2 separate regions of the Homo sapiens genome follow, and region 1 is linked to region 2. Evidence: chromatin loops called from intact Hi-C (ENCODE). Cell type or tissue: heart right ventricle. All regions are shown on one strand. Links, peaks and the distances in the headings refer to the core of each region. The heading gives the core; the rest is flanking DNA. Region 1 has its middle 60 kb from the start of MTPN. Region 2 overlaps LOC105375523 (a long non-coding RNA gene).

Region 1 (2,918 bases), core at 311-2,810, 310 kb before region 2:
AAGGGCATGTCTCACATGGTAGCAGACAAGAGAAGAGAGCTTGAGCAGGAAGACTCCCATTCTTTAAAACCATCAGATCTCGTGAGACTTAATCACCATCACAAAAACAGCACAATAAAGACCTGTCCCTATGATTCAATTACCTCCTACCGGGTCCCTTCTACAACACGTGGGAATTCAAGATGAGATTTGGGTGGGGATATAGTCAAACAATATCAGTAAAGGAAAATTACTTTCAAGTTAGGTTTGTTGCACTAGTTTTTATGACTTGCTTTGTCATCATCTCTGTTCCCTATTTATATTTTCTTTGTAAGCAGCATGTTTCACTCGAGTAGTTTGAAATCTAAACTGTTTACTCTCTGCCTCCTCAGGGAGGTTTTATGAGAAGTTAGCTCTGTTTAGGTGGTGTTGGCATGGTACCAGCATGTCAACTTTTCTTGGTACGGACTGGACTGCAAGGTGATGTGACTAGAAGGCCAGTAACTTAAAATTCCTGAAATTGTTGCTTTTATTTAAAAAAGAGTTGTTGTGCCTCAGTGAAAGGCAGTCTGTATGAAATATTAAAAATTATTATTGCTAGTTATTTACGGTAGGTGGAGAATGTTGGTTATCTTCCCAGCTGCCCTTTAGAAAAAGCTTTATAGTAAGCTTCATGGTATAACCTTTGTGTCATAGATTGAAATGACCTGGATTCATTTTTAAGATAGTTTCACTTAAAGTAGTGTGTGCCCTATCCAAAGACCTAAGAAAAATCAATTCCCATGCTACCCAAATGTTGATATCAATTTTCTCACTTGCTAAGATATGCTGGCTGTAGTTTAGTAAAAGGATCCTGTTTTCAAGCAAACAACAACAACAAACCCGAAGAATAAATAGTTGAAAGTTTCCTAAAATCTCTTACAAGCATTCCTCGCTAACTCTGAGAATCCTGAGGGCAAGTTCAGTATACTTAGAGGTTACTTGAGCCCTCAGCCCTGGCTGGGAATCCTGTCAGCTGTATCAGCTTCTGTGGTGCCATCAGCTGCTTTTGCTATTTACAGGTCTTTTGTCATCCATGAGTCACTTTTTAGTCCACGTCTGTTCTTCCTGGCTTGGTGAAGCCTCTAGACTGCCTTTATCTTCTATGTCTGAAATAAAATAGAAAACTGCATTTCAAAGATAAGTACTTATTTAATCACTATGTTAGTCTGTTCTTACATTGCTGTAAAGAAACACCTGAGGCTGGGCAATTTATAAAGAAAAGAGGTTTAATTAACTCATAGTTCTGCAGGCAGTACGGGAAACATGGCCCCAGCATCTGCTCATGGTGAGGCCTCAGGAAGCTTCCAATCATGGTGGGAGGCAAAGTGGGAGCAGGCAGTGTAACATGGTGAGAGTGGGAGTGCATGCATGAGAGGGGAGAGGTTCTACACTCTTTTTTTTTTTTTTTGAGACGGAGTCTCACTGTCACCCAGGCTGGAGTGCAGTGGCGCGATCTCGGCTCACTGCAAGCTCTGCCTGCCGGGTTCATGCCGTTCTCCTGCCTCAGCCTCCCGAGTAGCTGGGACTACAGGTGTCTGCCACCACGCCCGGCTAATTTTTTGTATTTTTAGTAGAGACGGGCTTTCACTGTCTACACTCTTAAACAGCCAGATCTCATGTGAACTCAGCAAAAGAAGTCACTCACTATCACAAGGATAGCACCAAGCAATTCAGGCAGCATCTGCCCCCATGACCCAACCACCTCCCACCAGGCCCCAGCTCCAACATTGGAGATTACATGTCATGTCTGCTTTTTTTTTTTTTTTTTTTGAGACAGAGTTGTTGCCCAGGCTAGAGTGCAGTGGCTCAATCTCAGCTCACTGCAACCTCCGCCTCCCCGGTTCAAGCGATTCTCCTGCCTCAGCCTCCGGAGTAGCTGGAATTACAGGCACCCGCCACCACTCCTGGCTCATTTTTGTATTTTTAGTGGAGACAGGGTTTCACCATGTTGGCCAGGCTGGTCTCAAACTCCTGACCTCAAATAATCTGCCCTCCTTGGCCTCCCAAAGTGCTGGGATTATAGGCCTGAGCCACTGTGCCTGGCCTGGAAATTACATTTCCACATGAGATTTGGAAAGCACAAACATCCAAACTATATCTATCACTTTGGATGAATCATGCCTTTACCCTTGCATGGGCTTTTGTGACTGAGAGTTTATGGACACGTGTGTCCTATTTTACCACTTAATATAGAACTGATTGTTTTAGTAGGTAGATTTTAAAGTAAAACTATCAATCACTGAGTAGATTTTCTTTGTCTATCAATTTTCTATCTAGTAATAGAAGCAGAGAGGATGTATGCATATATATATATGTATATATATATATGTGTATATATATATATATATATATATATATATCTCTTCATCTTAAGGAATTGACTCATGTGATTGTGGAGGGCCAGAAAGTCCAAAATCTGCCGGGCAGGCCAGCGGGCTGAAGAACCAGGAACAAGTTGATACTGCTGCTTAAGCCTGAAGGCAGTCTGCTGGCATAATTCCCTCTTTCTTGGGGGAGATCAGTTTTTTTCTCCTTAGGCCTTTGACTGATTGGATGAGGTTCACCCACATTATGGAGGATAATCTACTTTATTCAAAGTCTACTGATGTAAATGTCAACCTCATTTAAAAAATACCTCACAGAAACGTCTAGAATACTGTTGGGCCACATATTTGAGTACCTGAGTTGTTGCCAGTAAAAATGACAATAAAATGAACTATCGCATACCCCAACTTCATTTTGGAGAACTACTCTCCTTAGTCCATGTATATCAGGTGGAGCTGACCTCATTTTTCTGACTCCAAGGGTGAGAATGTGACATAGGCCCATCATAGCATCAAAGTATCCTGGCTAAAGAGATTGCTTCAAGGCTGGCCATATGACCAAACCCAGATCAA
Region 2 (2,918 bases), core at 237-2,736:
TGTAAGTGTGTTAGAAAGGATAGTGTATTAGTCTGTTCTCACGCTGCTAATTAAGGCATACCCAAGACTGGGTAATTTATAAAGGAAAGAGATTTAATTGACTCACAGTTCCACATGGCTGGAAAGGCCTCACCATCATGGTGGAAGGTGAATGAGGAGCAAAGTCATGTCTTACATGGGGGCAGGCAAGAGAGCTTGTGCAGAGGAACTCCCATTTATAAAACCATCAGATCTCATGAGACTTATTCACTATCATGAGAACAGTATGGGGAAAACTGCCCCTGTGATTCAGTTATCTCCACCTGGCCCCACCCTTGACATGTGGGGATTATTACAATTCAAGGTGAGATTTGAGTGGGGACACAGCCAAACCATATCAGGTAGGAAGCTGTAAAAAATAAATCCCCAAATCATAACAACTCAACACAACAAAGGATTATGTTTTACTCACTTCACCAGTTGTGGTTGGTGGGGGTTGGGCATCACACAGCCACTCTTCACCCAGACACAAGGAAGCAAGAGTGTCTCATTTTCTACCCCTTGCAGTCACCATGGCAGAGGTGAAGAGAGCTGGAGAGCCGGTCATCTCTTCTTAAATAAGTGGCTCAGGTGGAACACAAGTCTTTTCTATCATTGTCCACTGGGCAGAATTAGTTAAATGGCCCCATTTGCAAGGGTGGGGAAATGTGCATGGATGTTTATGTGCATGGATTCATTCTCTTCAAAAACAAGTGAGCAGCATTTCTGCCAGGCTGTTTGAAGGACAGTCTCCCATCTGAGAGGTTCTGTGGCTGAGCCACCAAGCTCAGAGGGGCTGTGGAGGGCTTATCACACTGGCAAGCTACAAAGCTGTTGCTTTAGACTTGGGTTAGCCTGTGCTTATATTCTTGGAACTGATGCTTTTGACTGTCCTCTTGGTTCCCAATTCTGCCTTTACTTGGGAAGCTGCTGTCTCCTCTTAGCGTAGCTACTGTGGATCAGATTGGAAGGAAGAGGTCACACACCAGCATGCTGTCTGTTCCTGATTTATTTTGCTGATGATACTGACAGCAGCAGGAGGAGAGGCAGTAGATTTGTGTGTGGCATTTCTTTGTCCATGGTCTTCTAAAAGGAATACTGCTGCCTATGGCATGTTCAGTACAGGATGAATACAACAGAGTCCAAAAAGAAGCCACTTTCTTCTACACCTTCCCTTCAGTAGTCAGGCCTATATTTCTATTCCAGAAAAATGTACACTAACAATCTGCCCACATTCTTTTAAAGGAGAGTTTACCATAATCTGGCCTCACTGGTTCAGCATCTGCACAGTCACGTCCTCGCTGCAGGGAGAAAACAGATTCCATGCCAGGGGACCTTGAATGGTATCTCTGCCTTCAGCTCTGGCACTCCAGTCCCCATTCTTAGGCTGGAGCAGGATTTGAGCTCCTGTTTACATTAGTTGGGCAAACGTCCACCTATGGGTAAATGAAAGGGCACAGCCAGGTTCAATGATGATAGGGAGTGACTCTGGAATACATGGTATCCACTACTTCAGCATCTTCTGGCCAGACCTGTGGTGGACTCATGTCACAATTAGCAGGAACAGAGGAACAATGGATGACCAAGGAAATACTAAAAGGGTTGGGCCACTGAGAATGTCATCAGCAGCATTTATGCCAGAACATCGCACAACAACACAAGACAGTGCCAGCAGCTTTTGTTAGGGCAAGAGGCAAGGAAATTAGCATAGATAACAGGGCTCAGAACATCGGGCACAGTTGCCCTCTGCGTAAATGTCAGTCTTCTTGACATGGGCCACTGGCAGCCTGATGCGGACCTTGGCAGGTACTGGCATTCTCAGCAGTGCTTGGCAGGTATGGAGGGTCGTGCTTTTGGAGGGCGCCAGCAGTAGATTTCCTGCTTTTGGTCTTGGCAGAGACAGGAAACTGGATCCGTAGACAGCAGAGATAGGGGAGGAATAAAATGGCCTATACCATGTGTCAAGCAAGAGGGCTGAGTCAGAGAGCACACCAGAGACTGCTCTTATGATTTCCAGAAACATCTTGGAGAAATCTGAGGAGGATTGGAGTTTCTGCAAGAGGCTGAATATGCAAAAAGACTTGCTGGCCTATGAATGAGACCTAGGACTCCATTAAGATACAGGCATCCAGGTGGTTCTTTTTCAAGCTTTTGTTCTTTAAATATTTGTTCAGTACATAGTTGAACTAAATTCAACTGAATTTACTGTAGAAAGTCAAAACTAAATTTCCACTAATAAAAGTTATGAACCTTTTGAAACTTCAAAACAAGGAATTATATATATTTTATGTAATGATAACTTTTAGCTATCATTTTGTTTATGTTAGGCATTTATTATGTGCAATTGTTTTGCTCCTAATAACTTCTTGGGAGTCACCTGGTGCCATACACATTTGTAAAATTAAAGCAGTGCTTTATGTCTGTAGGCAGCCCTGTGCTGTCTCCTACCTGGCCTCTGAATTCTAGCTAATTCTGAGAGTGACTCTGTTGGGATTATAGCATGGCACATCATTGTTGAAATACTCACCAGGAAGGAGTGGCCTCAGTGGCAAGTGTGATGGGTGTTTTCTTTACACATTTATTTAAAGCTCTTGACTTTGAAAGAAGTAGAAGCAATTTACATTTTGCCAGTTATTAAAAGATATATGTGGAGCCCTGAAGATTTGGCACTGTGTTTCTGATGCCGTCCAGTGACATGTTAGCTCTCCTTATGATTTGGTGGCCCCAGCAGCCATCATCTGGTTGGCCCACTTCTTTTCTTTTGAGACGGAGTCTCACTCTGTCACCTAGGCTGAAGTGCAAAGTGCAATGGTGTGATCTCGGCTCACTGCAACCTCCGCCTCCCAGGTTCAAGCAATACTACTGCCTCAGCCTCCAGAGTAGCTGGGATTACAGGCACA

Evidence for each region. A loop is a pair of places that touch in the nucleus more often than their neighbours do. Peaks named below come from ENCODE experiments on the same cell type or tissue, not always from the same donor. Only the 100,000 strongest peaks of a DNase experiment are listed, where the experiment ranks them.
Region 1: a loop joins it to region 2, with 8 times the contacts of the local background. A loop is called at or near these places in 5 of 110 quality-filtered maps.

What each region holds. Positions count from the first base shown.
Region 1 is chr7:136,036,169-136,039,086 of GRCh38, forward strand. It overlaps a transcript of LOC105375523 not described here. Among named protein-coding and RNA genes, the nearest start is that of MTPN, 60 kb to the left of the region's middle. In heart right ventricle, for the core only: no CTCF peak of the experiment used is centred there; no DNase peak of the experiment used is centred there; H3K27ac peaks cover 1,642 bases.
Region 2 is chr7:136,346,981-136,349,898 of GRCh38, forward strand. The region is part of intron 4 of LOC105375523 (a long non-coding RNA gene); the gene reads left to right. Among named protein-coding and RNA genes, the nearest start is that of MTPN, 370 kb to the left of the region's middle. In heart right ventricle, for the core only: no CTCF peak of the experiment used is centred there; a DNase peak (open chromatin) is centred at 1,701; H3K27ac peaks cover 1,288 bases.